3 separate regions of the Homo sapiens genome follow, and all the other regions are linked to region 3. A link is an interaction called in ENCODE POLR2A ChIA-PET data of the cell type or tissue named here. Cell type or tissue: Panc1. All regions are shown on one strand.

Evidence for each region. ChIA-PET counts read pairs that join two places held together with the same protein. Peaks named below come from ENCODE experiments on the same cell type or tissue, not always from the same donor. Only the 100,000 strongest peaks of a DNase experiment are listed, where the experiment ranks them.
Region 1: POLR2A ChIA-PET joins it to region 3 with 5 read pairs; 3 of 35 experiments call an interaction of 5 or more read pairs at or near these places.
Region 2: POLR2A ChIA-PET joins it to region 3 with 8 read pairs; 6 of 35 experiments call an interaction of 5 or more read pairs at or near these places.

Annotation. Positions count from the first base shown.
Region 1 is chr16:10,413,059-10,418,058 of GRCh38, reverse strand. It overlaps ATF7IP2 (activating transcription factor 7 interacting protein 2), which reads right to left. Exons shown (of 14, transcript NM_001393719.1): 2 at 3,447-3,485. Among named protein-coding and RNA genes, the nearest start is that of ATF7IP2, 29 kb to the right of the region's middle. In Panc1, no CTCF peak of the experiment used is centred here; no DNase peak of the experiment used is centred here.
Region 2 is chr16:10,435,899-10,440,898 of GRCh38, reverse strand. It overlaps ATF7IP2 (activating transcription factor 7 interacting protein 2), which reads right to left. Exons shown (of 14, transcript NM_001393719.1): 7 at 2,664-2,798; 8 at 437-535. It overlaps LOC107984877 (a long non-coding RNA gene), which reads left to right. Exons shown (of 2, transcript XR_007064983.1): 2 at 1-154. Among named protein-coding and RNA genes, the nearest start is that of ATF7IP2, 52 kb to the right of the region's middle. In Panc1, no CTCF peak of the experiment used is centred here; no DNase peak of the experiment used is centred here.
Region 3 is chr16:10,320,388-10,325,387 of GRCh38, reverse strand. No RefSeq gene overlaps it. Among named protein-coding and RNA genes, the nearest start is that of ATF7IP2, 63 kb to the left of the region's middle. RefSeq lists a cis regulatory region at 1,925-2,246. In Panc1, no CTCF peak of the experiment used is centred here; no DNase peak of the experiment used is centred here; H3K27ac peaks cover 3,632 bases.

The sequences.
Region 1 (5,000 bases), 93 kb before region 3:
TCAGCTTTGAAGGCTGTCAGCCCCCTGATTCCCACTCCGCACTCTATATTTCTGTGTGTGTGTCTTTAATTCCTCTAGTGCCACTGGGTTAGGGTCTCCACGACCGACGTGGACATCCAATTGTTCCAGCACAATTTTAAAACACCATTACTTACCTTTTTTATGACACCCTCATAAAAAACAAATTGACTTTAAATGAGAAGGTGTATTTCTGGGTTCACGATTCTATTCCATTTGTGTATAGGTCTGTACCACATTATCTTGATTACTGTCATTTGTGAGAAGTTTGGAATTCAGGATGTGTTAAGTCCTCCAACTTTGTTATTCTTGGAGAAGACTGTTTTGGCTATTGTGGGTCCCTTGAATTTCCATATAAATTTTAGGACCAGATTATCAATTTCTGTCTAGTATGAGTGTGGTGTTGTTCCCTACCATTATTGTTCAGCTATCTATCTCTTTCTTTAACTATAGTAATATTTAATGAATCTGGGTGGCCCAGTGTTCAGTGCATGCATATTTAGGATTGTTATATCCTCTTGTTGAATTGATCCCTTTATCATTAAATAATGATCATGTTTGTCTTTCTTTACTGCTTTTGATTTAAAGCTAATTGTATGTGAGATATGTCTAGCTGCTCCTGCTCAATTTTGGTTTCCATTGCACAGAATATCTTTTTCTACCCCTTCAACTTGAGTCTAAATGTGTCTTACCATGTAAGACACATTTCTGGTAAGCAGCATATACGTGGTTGATGGGTTTTGAAAATCCATTCCATCAACCTCTCTTTTCAGTGGAGCATTTCATCCATTCAGGTTCCATGTTAATATTAATATGAGAGGTTTTGATCCTGTCACATTATCGATTATTACCTAGTTGTTGTATAAATTCTTTCCTTGTTTTCCTCGTCTTTGTGGTATAATGGAATTACACTGTGTTGCCATTTGATTCCTTTCTCTTCCTTTATGTGATTGTTTTATATGACCTCTGATTCTTATACTTTCATGAGGTTTCATTTCCAGTTTTAATTTGTAACTTCTGTGCGTACATAAGATAATTTGATACAGAAATGCAATGCATAATAATCACATTGGTAAATGGGGTATCTATCCCCTGAAGCATTTATCCTTTGTGTTACAAACAATCCAATTATAGTCTTAGTTATTTTTAAATGTATAACTAAATTATTGATGACTATAGTCACCCAGTTGTGCAATTAAATACTAGGTTAACTAGGTCTTAATTCATTCTAACTACTTTTTTTTGAGACAGAGTCTTGCTCTGTTGCCCAGGCTGGAGTGCAGTGGTGTGATCTTGGCTCAATGCAACCTCCGCCTACTGGGTTCATGTGATTCTGCTGCCTCTGCCTCCTGAGTAGCAGGGATTACAGGTGCCCATCACTACCACACCAGGCTAACTTTTGTGTTTTTTAGTAGAGAGGCAGTTTCGCCATGTTGGCCAGGCTGGTCTTGAACTCCTGGCCTCAGGTGATCCACCTGCCTCGGCCTCCCAAAGTGCTAGGATTACAGGTGTAAGCCACTGTGCCTGGCCCATTCTAACTACTTTTTATACCCATTAACCACCCCCACCTTCTTCCCCAACACAAAATACCTTTCCCAGCCTATGGTAACCATCCTTCTATTCTCACCACAAATTCAAATGTTTTAATTTTTAGCTCCCACAAATAAGTGAGAACATAAGTGTGCCTTTCTGTGCCTGGCTTATTTCACTGAAGATAATGACCTCTAGAGCCATCCACATTGTTGCAAATGACAGATCTCATTCTTTTGCATGGCTGAATAGTATTCTATTGTGTATATGTACCACATTTTCTTTATCCATTTATCTGCTGATGAGCACTTAGGTTGCTTCCAAATCTTGGCTATTGTGAACAGTGCTGCAACAAACATGGAATTGCAGATATCCCTTTGATATACTGATTTCCTTTCATTTGGGTATATATTCAGCACCTGGATCGCTGGATTGCATGGTAGCTCTATTTTTAGTTTTTTAAGGAACCTCCAAACTGGTCTCCATACTGGTTGTACAAATTTACATCCCCACCAACAATGTACAAGGATTCCCTTTCTACACATCCTCACCTGCATTTCATATTACCTGTCTTTTGAATAAGAGCTATTTTAAATGAGGTGTGATATCTCACTGTAGCTTTGATTTGCATTTTGTTGATGATCAATGACATTAGGTAGCTATTCACATGCCTGTTTTCCATTTGTATCTCTCCTTTTGAGAAATGTCTATTCAGGTATTACCATTGTATAATTGGATTATTAGATTCTTTCCTACAGAGTCGTATGAGCTTCTTATATTCTGGTTATTAATGCCATGTCAAACATGTAGTTTACAAATATTTTCTCCCATTCTGTGCCTTGTCTCTTTACTTTGTAGATTGTTTCCTTTGCTGTGCAGAAGCTTAACTTGAAGTGATCCAATTTGTCCATTTTTCATTTGATTACCAAGGCTTATGAAAATTCTTTTGCCCAGAACAATGTCCTAGAGAGTTTCCCCAATGATTTCTTCTAGCAGTTTCATAGTTTGGGGTCTTAGATTTAAGCAATCCATTTTGCCTTTTTATATATAGTGAGAGATAACAGATCTAATTTCATTCTTCTGTATGTGAATAGCCAGTTTTCCCAGCACCATTTATTGAAGAGACTGTCTTCTCGCAAATGTTTGTTCTTGACATCTTTGTCAAACATGAGTTCACCCGCTGTAGGTATATGGATTTGTTTCCGGGATATCTATTCTGTTCTACTGTTTGGTCTGTTTTTATGCTAGTACCATGCTGTTTTAGTTACTATAGCTCTGCAGTATAACTTCAAGTAAGGTAATGTGATTCCTTCAGTTTTCTTCCTTTTGTTCAGAATAGTGTTGGCTATTCTCAGTCTTCTGTGGTTCCATATTAATTTTAGGATTGTTTTCTCTATTTCTGTGAAGAATGTCATCGATGCTTTGATAGGGACTGCACTGAATCTGCAGACTGCTTTAAGCAGTATGAACATTTTAACAATATCGATTTTTCTAATCCACAAACATGAAGTATCTTTTAATTTTTTTGTGTCCTCTTCAATTTCTTTCATCAGTGTTTTACAGTCTTCATTGTAGGTATCTTTCACATCTTCGGTTAGTTACTAGGTATTTAATTTTAAAGAGAGATAACAATCACTACAGCTCAGCTCTCAGAAAGCCACATTCCTAGGAAAAGGGGAAGAGTACTGCATCAAGGGAACATCCCGTGGGACAAAAGAATCTGAACAACAGTCTTGATCCCTAAACCTTTCCTCTGACAGAGCCTACCCAAATGGGAAGGAACCAGAAAACCAACTCTGGTAATATGACAAAACAAGGTTCCTTAACATCCCCCACCCCCCCGCCCAAACACACACACACACACACACACACACACACACACAATCACACTAGCTCACCAGCAGTGGATCCAAACCAAGAAGAAATCCCTGATTTACCTGAAAAAGAATTCAGACGGTCAGTTATTAAGCTAATCAAGGAGGCACCAGAGAAAGGTGAAGCCTAATTTAAGGAAATCAAAAAAATCATACAAGAAATAAGGGGAGAAATCTTCAGTGAAATAGATAGCATAAATAAAAAACAATCAAAACTTCAGGAAATAATGGACACATTTATAGAAATGCAAAATGCTCTAGAAAGTCTCAGCAACAAAACTGACCAAGCAGAAGAGAACTTTAGAGCTTGACAAGGCTTTTTAATTAATCCAACAAAGACAAAGAAAAAAGAATAAGAAAATATGAACAAAGCCTCCAAGAAGTCTGAGATTATGTTAAACAACCAAACCTAAGAATAATCAGCATTCCTGAGGAAGAAGAGAAAGCGAAAAGTTTAGAAAACGTATTTGGGAGAATAGTCAAGGAAAACTTCCCGGGCCTTGTTAAAAACCTAGATATCCAAATACAGTAAGCTCAAAGAACACCTGGGAAATTCACTGCAAAAAGAGCATCACCTAGGCACACTGGCATCAGATTATCTAAAGTTAAGATGAAGGAAAGAATCTTATCAGCTACAAGGCAAAAGCACCAGGTAATCTATAAAGGAAAACCTATCTTATGAGCTGTAAGGCAAAAGCATCAGGTAATCTATAAAGGAAAACCTATCACATAAACAGCAGATTTCTCGGCAAACCCTCCTAGCTTGAAGGATTTGGGGCCCTATCTTCAGCCTGCTTAACAAAACAATTATCAGCTAAGAGTTTTGTATCCAGTGAAACTAAGCTTCATAAATTAAGGAAACATACAGTCTTTTTCAGACAAACAAATGATGAGTGAATTCATCACTACCAAGCTAACACTGTAAAAACTGCTATAAGGAGCTCTAAATCTTGAAACAAATCTCGGAAACACATCAAAACAGAACCTCTTTAAAGCATAAATCTCATAGGACCTATAAAGCAAAAATACAATAAACAAACAAACAAAAAACCAAGGTATAAAGGCAACAAACAGCATGATGAACAGAATAGTACCTCACAACTAAACACTAACTGTATTAGTCCATTTTCATGCTGGTGATAAAGACATACCTGAGATTGGGAAGAAAAAGAGGTTTAATTGGACTTACAGTTCCACATGGCTGGGGATGTCTCAGAACCATGGCGGGAGGCAAAATGCACTTCTGACATGGCAGTGGCAAGAGAAAAATGAGGAAGCAGCAAAAGCGGAAACCCCTGATAAACCCATCAAATCTCATGAGACTTATTCACTATCACGAGAATAGCATGAGAAAGACTGGTCCCCATGTTTCAATTACCTCCCCCTGGGTCCCTCCCACAACACATAGAAATTCTGGGAGATACAATGCAAGTTGAGATTTGAGTACGGACACAGCCAAACCATATCATTAACATTAAATGTAAATGGCCTAAATGCTCCACTTAAAAGACATGAATTTGCAGAATGGATACGAATTCACAAACCAACTATCTCCTGCCTTGAAGAGACTCACCTAAC
Region 2 (5,000 bases), 120 kb before region 3:
GGGGAGGGATAGCATTAGGAGAAATACCTAATGTAGATGACAGGTTGATGGGTCTGACAAACCACCATGACACGTGTATACCTATGTAATGCAACTGCACATTTTGCTCATGTACCCCAGAACTTAAACTATAATTAAAAACACATAATTTCAACTTTGCTGTATATATTTGATACTTTTCATGATAAAATGGGGGTGGGGGAAGCCAATCTTGGCAATCACCAATCCTCTTTCTACTCCCTTTACTACAGAAATACAAGTGGCATGTACTACCTAAGGGTGTCTTTTCCAGAGACAGATGCATGGGAACACTCTAAGTAAAAACTTACTTACCTTTACACCTTCTGTCCTAGCCTGGAAATATATTCATTTCTTCTAATCAAACCACTTATATGAGTCAAATAGATGATTACAATTCCTGTGTGTTTATACAAACCTTAGAGGCTCCATTACTGGATAACATGTTTGGTTTCAAACAATTCCTTTGAAATAATAATACTGTTTTAATACGTCTTTGAAGTTTTGCTATTTTTGCCTAGAAGAAAAAGAGAAAAAAATAAATACTAAGCCAGAGTACTATATATCACATAGAGATAGAGGGTAAATTATTTGCCAAAGTAGTTTTGTAAGACCTAGACATCTACCCAAATGAAAAATTCTAATATATGCAAAAGCTTGAAATCACATTTTATGCTTGTATAACATATACATATATATAAATAAAAAAAATTTTTTTTTGAGATGGAGTTTCGCTCTTGTTGCCCATGCTGGCGTGCAATGGTGCGATCTCGACTCACTGCAACCTCTGCCTCCCGGGTTCAAGCGATTCTCCTGCCTCAGCCTCCCAAGTAGCTAGGATTACAGGCATGCGCCACCATACCTGGCTAATTTTGTATTTTTAGTAGTGACGGGGTTTCTCCATGTTGGTCAGGCTGGTTTGAACTCCTGACCCCAGCATCCACCTGCCTCTGCCTCCCAAAGTGCTGGGATTACAGGCGTGAGCCACCGTGCCCAGCCTATGCTTGTATAATATTAAAGGTAAGGAAGATAAAAATCTCAAACTTCGGCCGGGCGCAGTGGCTCACGCCTGTAATTCCAGCACTTTGGGAAGCCGAGGCGGGCAGATCACTTGAGGTCAGGAGTTTGAGACCAGCCTGACCAACATGGAGAAACCCCATCTCTACTAAGAACACAAAAAATTAGCTGGGTGTAGTGGCAGGCGCCTGTAATCCCAGCTACTCGGGAGGCTGAGGCAGGAGACTCGCTTGAACCTGGGAGGCAGAGGTTGCAGTGAGCTGAGATCACACGACTGCACTCCAGCCTAGGCGACAGAGTGAGACTGTTTAAAAAAAAAAAAAAAAAAAAGGCTGGGGGCGGTGGCTCACGCCTATAATCCCAGCACTTTGGGAAGCCGAGGCAGGCGGATCATGAGGTCAGGAGATTGAGACCATCAACGCTAATACAGTGAAACCCGTCTCTACTAAAAATACAAAAAATTAGCCGGGCACGGTGGCGGGCGCCTGTAGTCCCAGCTACTGGGACTACAGTAGGCTGAGGCAGGTGAATGGTGTGAACCCTGAGGCAGAGCTTGCAGTGAGCCGAGATCGCGCCACTGCACTCCAGCCTGGGCGACAGAGCGAGACTCCATCTCAAACAAACGAAACAAAACAAAAAACTCAAACTTCTAATTGGTCTACAATAAAATTAATGTGGTTAAAAACATCAATCAGCAAGTAATACTAGAAGAGGAAAACAAAAAGTCCAAAAAGGCTTGAAACAGGTTGTACAAGTTCTAATAAAGGATATATTTAGGTTTAAAAGAAACTGCCTATTTTTTTTTTTTTTTTTTGAGATGGAGTCTCGCTGTCGGCAGACTGGAGTGCAGTGGTGCAATCTCTGCTCACTGCAATATCTGCCTCCTTGGTTCAAGCAATTCTCCTGCCTCAGCCTCCTGAGTAGCTGGGACTACAGGCACACGCCACCATGCCCAACTAATTTTTGTATTTTTAGGAGAGATTGGGTTTCACTATGTTGCCCAGGACGGTCTCGATCTCTTGACCTTGTGATCCGCCCACCTTGGCCTCCCAAAGTGCTGGGATTACAGGCATGAGCCATCGCGCCTGGCCGAAGCTGCCTAAGTATTAAGCCTGTCAATTGACACAGAATGCCTAACAGTTCTGAGTATTTCTCAAAAGCCGATATTGCTAAGCTATAGTAAATTACATTGCCTATGATATGTTCTCACATTAGGCTAATGGCCAGGAATCAGGTATGTCTTCCCTTATTGTTTTCCTTTGCTAATATGAAAAATATCACCAAATTCTTCTTTTTAAAAGGACTCACATGGGCCAGGTGTGGTGACGCACGCCTGTAGTCCCAGCACTTTGGGAGGCTGAGGCTAGAGAATCACTTGAGCTCAGGAGTTTGAGGGAAGCATGGGCAACATGGTGAAACCTCATCTCTAAAAAAAAAAAAAAAACCCAAAAATTAGCAGGGTATGGTGGTGTGCACCTGTAGTCTCAGCTACTCTGGAGACTGAGGTGGTAGGATTGCTTGAGCTCAGAAGGCAGAGGCTGCAGTGAGCCACCGTACTGCAGCCTGAGCAACAGAGCAACAACACCCCCTACTCCCCTAAAAAAGACTCAAATGAAATCAAAACTTACCAAAAGTTTATCAGCTATTCCTTCATGCTTATTTCTGCACTCTGTCTTCCCAATGCGTTGGTTCAATTCTTTCAGTTTCTTATCAAATAGTTCATAATTTATGCTATAGATCTCCTGCTGAATCAAATGTCTGACCTAGAATTTTAAAATAAAAACCAAAACACCCTACGTTTCAAATTTAAAAGCAATTTTACTTTCTACTTAAAAAGCCTTGCTCTTTTCCAGATTTACTGTAACCAATTAAATATAGTTTATTTATATTTGTATGTTTATATAACTATACCAGTAAGTTTTTCAAAACTTGAATATTAAACTCAGAACACATCCAATATTTAAGTATACTGGACATGTTAGAAATTAAATTTATTCTCATAATGCTAACTTTAGTTTCCTATAGTTCCACTTGAATTCCATACTATACATTATAGAAACAATTAAAAGACTATATGCCATTTATATTTTTTAATATCCATAACTCCTAGTTAGTATTCCATATAAAGGAACTCTACTTATCTGAAAACCAGCACCTGATGAAAATGGTTGGTTGGTCTGTAGTAGATATAGAACAAATTACACAAGTGTGAGACTTGACATTACCACTAATAAGCTACTTGACCCTTTAGTCAGTCACATTATTTTTGAGCTTCATTTTCCTTGTTGACAAATGAGTAGATAATATAATAAATGTTGAACAAGTGATACTCAAAGGATTTTTATAGGAACATAAGGTAATACGCAAAAGAGCACCATAAAATAAAAAACACTGAATTGATATGAAAGAAGTAAATATGTAAGATAATCACCATTACTTCCATAATTGTTTTAGGGGGTGGCTTTCTTATTGTTAAAATTGAAATAATATCAATCAGTTGGTTAGCTCAGCTAGTTAGAGCACGGTGCTAAAACTGAAAGAAGCCAGCCGGGTGCAGTGGCTCACGCCTGTAATCCCAACACTCTGGGAGGCCGAGGTGGGCAGATCACGAGGTCAGGAGTTGAAGACCAGCCTGACCAACATGGTGAAACCCCGACTCTACTAAAAATACAAAAATTAGCCAGGCATGGTGGCAGGCAACATAGTCTCAGCTACTCTGGAGGCTGAGACAGGAGAACTGCTTGAATCCAGGAGGTGGAGGTTGCAGTGAGCCGAGATCACACCACTGTACTCCAGGCCTGGGTGATTGAGCGAGACTCCGTCTCAAAAAAAAAAAAAAAATGGGAAAAATAGCCAAGGACAATTATGTAGTTACCAATGTTATCTGCCATAATGCATGCCATTCTAACAAATCGTAGTAGCTGTAATATGAAAAATTAATGAACTTATCTTTTTTTTTTGAAAACAGACTGGCCCATTTTCAGGGAGAATAATTAATTTCAATGCCCACTGATATGAGCAGCTCTGCTGAGCCATACATTCAGAAACATTCACTGTAGTTTTTCACTCAGTGTGTATCCTCCTGGTAAGCAATTTTCACCACAGTGTAAGTAGTCTTTGTTAATATGACCTGTTATGATACATTTAAGGTATTTATAATATTTATATATTTTTTCCTCCAGTATCTTGCTTCATGATGCTCAAAATAGAACACATAGTTCCTACGTTAAACTCTTATATTGATATCACCTGGATGATTATATTCTTTAATTTTGATCATTCCCAAGGCTCTTCCTTCCTGTTTCCAAGTGTTCTCACTCTTCAACATTGTCTACTTGATCTCTTCTCTAATGCTTCACTAACATTTCTTCCATGGTTTCTCTACATTAGACATGATTGTCATTTTTACTTTCATAACTTTTAAACATGTGAGCAAATGAATGTGCTCAAAATGTATTATTTAAAAAAAAAAGGCTCAGTAACACATACTATTATATTTTTTGGGACAGAGTCTCGCTCTGTTGCTCAGGCTGCAGTGCAGCAGCGTGATCCCGGCTCACTGCAATCTTCACCCACCATGTTTAAGTGATTTTCCTGCCTCAGCCTTCCTAGTAGCTGAGCCTACAGGCATGCTCCACCATGTCCAGCTAATTTTTATATTTTTAGCCGAGACAGGGTTTCACCATTGTTGGCCAGGCTGGTCTTGAACTCCTGACCTCAAGTGATCCACCCAACTTGGCCTCCCAAAGTGCTAGGATTATAAGCGTGAGCCACCACGCCCGGCCAATACTATTATTTTTACCGATGACCATTACCTATTACTCGTGTGGTTTCTATGGATCATCACATGTTTGTTAGTTCACTGGCTGGGTTCAATATGTGAAGCTCATACCCACATGAATCTTGGAGAAACAAATCTAAATCTTTTGAACGTGGAAACACTGTTTTGTACAGTGTTTCTCTAA
Region 3 (5,000 bases):
TGCCTGGACCATTTGTTTATTTTTTTAAATTTTCCAGTAAACTTGCTTTCACTTTACTCTATGGACTCGCCCTAAATTCTTTCTTGAGTGAAATCCAAGAACCCTCTCTTGGGGTCTGGAAAGGAACCCCTTTCTGGTGACAATTCCAGAGAGATCCTGCTCTATGCCCAGAGGCCCTGCACCACCCCCAGTTTATTAACAGTAGATCATACTCTTCTTGTCAAATCATCTTTGTACACAACTGTTCATTTTCCAGTGAATCTCAGCATAAAAATACAGTTTCCTCTGGGTCTTTGTTTCTGAAGGCTCTCGTGTCATGCAAAATTTTGTTAAATTCATTTGTTATGTTTTTCTCTTATTAATCTGTCTTTTGTTGTAGGAGTGTTGGCAATGACCCTTGTAATGGGTGAGGATAACTTATTACCTTTTCACTCCTACGGTAGTTAATTATCCTCTAAATGAAGTTGAGGTACAAGGAGAGGATTAAGTGACCACTGATTGAGAAGAAGTGGCTGCATGTATGGCAGATTGACCTACACCCACCATTCCCTCCATAAAATCTCCTGGCTAAGCATGGTATACTGAATGCCACAGCTAGTAGCCCTCTGTACCCCTCAATGTTCTCATTTATAAAAGAGAATAACACTTTTATATCCAGCTAACTTCTGTATTTTTAGTGGAGATGGGGTTTCACCATGTTGGCCAGGCTGTTCTCAAACCACTGACCTCAAATGATCCACCCGCCTCGACCTCCTTAAGTGCTGAGATTACAGGCATGAGCCACTGTGGTTGGCTAGAGTAGTTGTCTTAAGGATTGACAAAGAGCCTCCCCTTGACCAAGCTTTAGGGAGATTCATCGAAATCCTCTTCCCAGTTAGGTCTCAACTCTTGGACTTCCATGGTGTTTTTTTTTTTTTTGTATCGCCCAATTTTAGCAAGAATCCTGCTAAGTCAGTTTAGCCAGAATCCTCAACCCTGGATATCTGATCACATTCCAGATCACCCTGGCTTACCTGCAGCAAGAGTCCTGTTAGGTCCATTTAGCCAGAATCCTCTTCTCTTACCACTAATGTTTCCTTTAGCTAATTTTCCACTCATGGATCCCTACCCTGTTTCTGGGCTATAAATTTCCACTTGTCTTTGTTGTATTTGCAATTCAGCCTATTTTTTTTTTCTTTTCTTTCTTTTTCTTTTCTTTCTTTTTTTTGAGATGGAGTTTCATTCTTGTTGCCAGGCTGGAGTGCAAATGGCACGATCTTGGCTCATTGCAAGCTCCACCTCCTGGGTTCAAGCAATTCTTCTGCCTCAGCCTCCCAAGTAGCTGGGATTACAGGCACACACCACCATGCCTGGCTAATTTTTGTATTTTTAGTAGAGACGGGATTTCACCATGTTGGCTAGGCTGGTCTCGAACTCCTGACTTCAGGTGATCCTCTTGCCTCAGCCTTCCGAATTGCTGGGATTACAGGCATGAGCCACCTCGCCTGGCTGAGCTGGGGTTTTTTTTTTTTTTTTTTTTTTTGGCTAGTGTATTTATTTTCATTTTAACATCTTTCTATAGACTTTGCTTTTGAAATGGCCACTACTGAATTCCTATGCACAGGCCAATATTTTTGTCTGATCATAGGGAGTTTCCACAGAAACTTTCCGAAACTGGGTATTGATAATGGTCATAACTGTAGATTTTTGTTAGTTCTGGTTTCTCTGTGCAAATATACCTGCAGGTAAAAAAAGATGGGTGGACCAGGGGAAGAGCTTTAGGGAGGAGAGAAAAAAATCTGTGACCCTGCCAACCAAAAAGTGAAATTACAAGTGCTAGCACTTAGAGAAATCACGGTTAGATTTACTCTGAGTCAAGTTGGAGGACTGAAGCCTGGGAACACATACTCAATATAGACCAAGAATCTGTCCCAATGTAGGTTGTGCAAGGCACAGTATATACACATTTTCAAACAGGAGGATGTGTGTGGCACAGAAGGTAGGAGAAGAGGGGAGAGAAGCAAGGGTTACATTTTTGTGATTCTCATTGGTGCTCCGTGACTGTATACATAAGATAAGGTAAAAGAGCAGTTGAGCGGGTCAGGAGAAAGGTTAGGCATCTTAGGGCCTGGTGGAGGGTGGCTGATTCCAGCCTGTCTTTGTTCTACCTCAGATAAACAAGTTTATACCCAGTACCTGTCAGTGAAATGTTTAACAAGCTCCAGTTACACAGGCACACAGGCAAGAGGTCAGCTTTAGTTTATAGGCATAGGGTTTTTTTTGTTGTTGTTGTTTTGTGACGGAGTCTCGCTTGGTTGCCCAGGCTGCAATGCAGTGGCATGATCTCGGCTTACTGCAACCTCCTTCTCCCAGGTTCAGGCAATTCTCCTGCTTCAGCTGTTGCAGTAGCTGGGATTACAGGCACCCATTACCTCACCCAGCTAATTTTTCTATTTTTCAGTAGAGACGGGGTTTCACCATGTTGGGCACGTTGGTCTTGAACTCCTGACCTCAAGTGATGCACCCACCTTGGCCTCCCAAAGTGCTGGGATGACAGGCATGAGCCACTGCACCCGGCCATATAGTCATAGGTTTATAAACCATGTGCCTAACTGTAGCTATTGTGGGTCACTGTTAACAGTTTCTTTTGAATTTTCCTTTTTCTGACAACCCCATGACCCATAAAAACACGAAAAGGAATACGGATTTTTTTTTTTTTTTAAAGACAGAGTCGGCTGGGAGTGGTGGCTTATGCCTATAATCCCAGCACTTTGGGAGGCCGAGGCGGGTGGACCACTTGAGGTCAGGAGTTTGAGACCAGCCTGGCCAACATGGCGAAAACCCATGTCTACTAAAAATACAAAAATTAGCTCGGTGTGGTAGTGCGTGCCTATAGTCCCAGCTACTTGGGAGGCTGAGGCAGGAGAATTGCTTGAACCTGGGAGGCGGAGGTTGCAGTCAGCTGAGATCAGGCCATTGCGTTCTGGTGACAGAGTGAGACTCCATCTCAGAAAAAAAAAAGAAAGTCCTTGCCTTTCCATGTGACCCCTGCTTTCGAAGCCTTATTAGAAGGGGTGCCCAACTTTATATCTTCTTGGTTCCCCCTTCTTTCAAGTTTCTTTCCTTAAAGCTGCTGAGAATGTAGCTCATTTATGTAGGGGCCAGCTGCTGTGCACAGGGTAAAATGGATAAAAAGCATGCCTCTGAGGATAACAAATGTGGTTGGCCTTGGTGAGATGGGAGTGGAGCAGATAAAGGCCCTTGGAAAAAAGAATAAGGAGCTGAAAAATGTCACATGTCTCTGGGAAAGGGAGAAATCATTATAGAACAAGAGAAGTAAACACTTAGAGCCTGGCTTAAAAGAGAAAACAACCAAGACGCCAGCCCTTGGGCAGAGAGAAGAGGACGTTGGAGGGGGGGGGCAGGTATGGTTCAAGGAAGAGCAACTGAGAGAGGAAGGAATGGGGGCTGGGGGTATGTAAGCCATGTCTGCAGCTGCTTCTTAGACCTACATAGCAAGGGCATGTCTTTACTCCCATCAGTTGGGAAACAGATGTAAAAGCCTTCCAAATTAATAACAAAGCTAAGGCTGAGCGTAGTGGCTCAGTCTTGCAATCCCAGAACTTTGGGAGGCCAAGGTGGGAGGATCACTTGGGGCCAGGAATTTGAGACCAGCCTAGGCAACATAGTGAGACCCTGTCTCTACAAAAAATGAACAAAATTAGCCAGGCATGATGGTGCGTTGCCTACAGTCCCAGCTACTCAGGAGGCTAAGGTGAGAGGATCACTTGAGCCCAGGAGGGTGAGGCTGCACTTAGTCAAGCTCATGCCACTCTGCACTCCAGCCTGGGCAATAGAGCGAGACCCTGTCTCAAATATACATACATACATATATATATATATATATATATAAAAATATAAAAATATATATATAAAAATATATAAAAATATATATATAAATATATATAAAATATATAAAAATATATGTAAATATATATGTAAATATATGTAAATATATATAAATATATGTAAATATATAAAAATATATGTAAATATATGTAAATATATATAAATATATGTAAATAAATATATGTAAATATATATAAATATATATATAAATATATATATAAATATATATACATATATATAAATATATATACATATATATAAATATATATACATATATATACATATATATAAATATATATAAATATATAAATATATATAAATATATATAAATATATAAATATATAAATATATATAAATATATATAAATATATAAATATATATAAATATATATATAAATATATATAAATATATATAAATATATATAAATATATATAAATATATATAAATATATATATAAATATATATAAATATATATAAATATATATAAATATATATAAATATATATATAAATATATATAAATATATATAAATATATATAAATATATATAAATAAATATATATATAAATATATATATAAATATATATAAATATATATATATAAATATAAATATATATAAATATATATATAAATATATACATAAATATATATAAAAAATATATAAAAATATACACAAATATATATATAAAATATATAAATATATATAAATATATATAAAAATTATATATATAAATATATATATAAATTATAGATATAAATATATATATAAATTATAGATATAAATATATATAAATTATATATATAAATAATATATATAAATATATATAAAAATTATATATATAAATATATAAAAATTATATATATATAAATATATATAAATATATATATAAATATATATAAATATATATAAATATATATAAATATATATAAATATATATATAAATATATATAAATATATATAAATATATATATATAAAGTGATTTTTCTTTTCTTGTTTTTTTGAGATGGTATCTTGCTTTGTTGCCCAGGCTGGAGTATAGTGGTGTGATCTTGGCTCACTGCAACCTCGGCCTCCTGGGTTCAAGTGATTCTCCTGCCTCAGCCTCCTGAGTA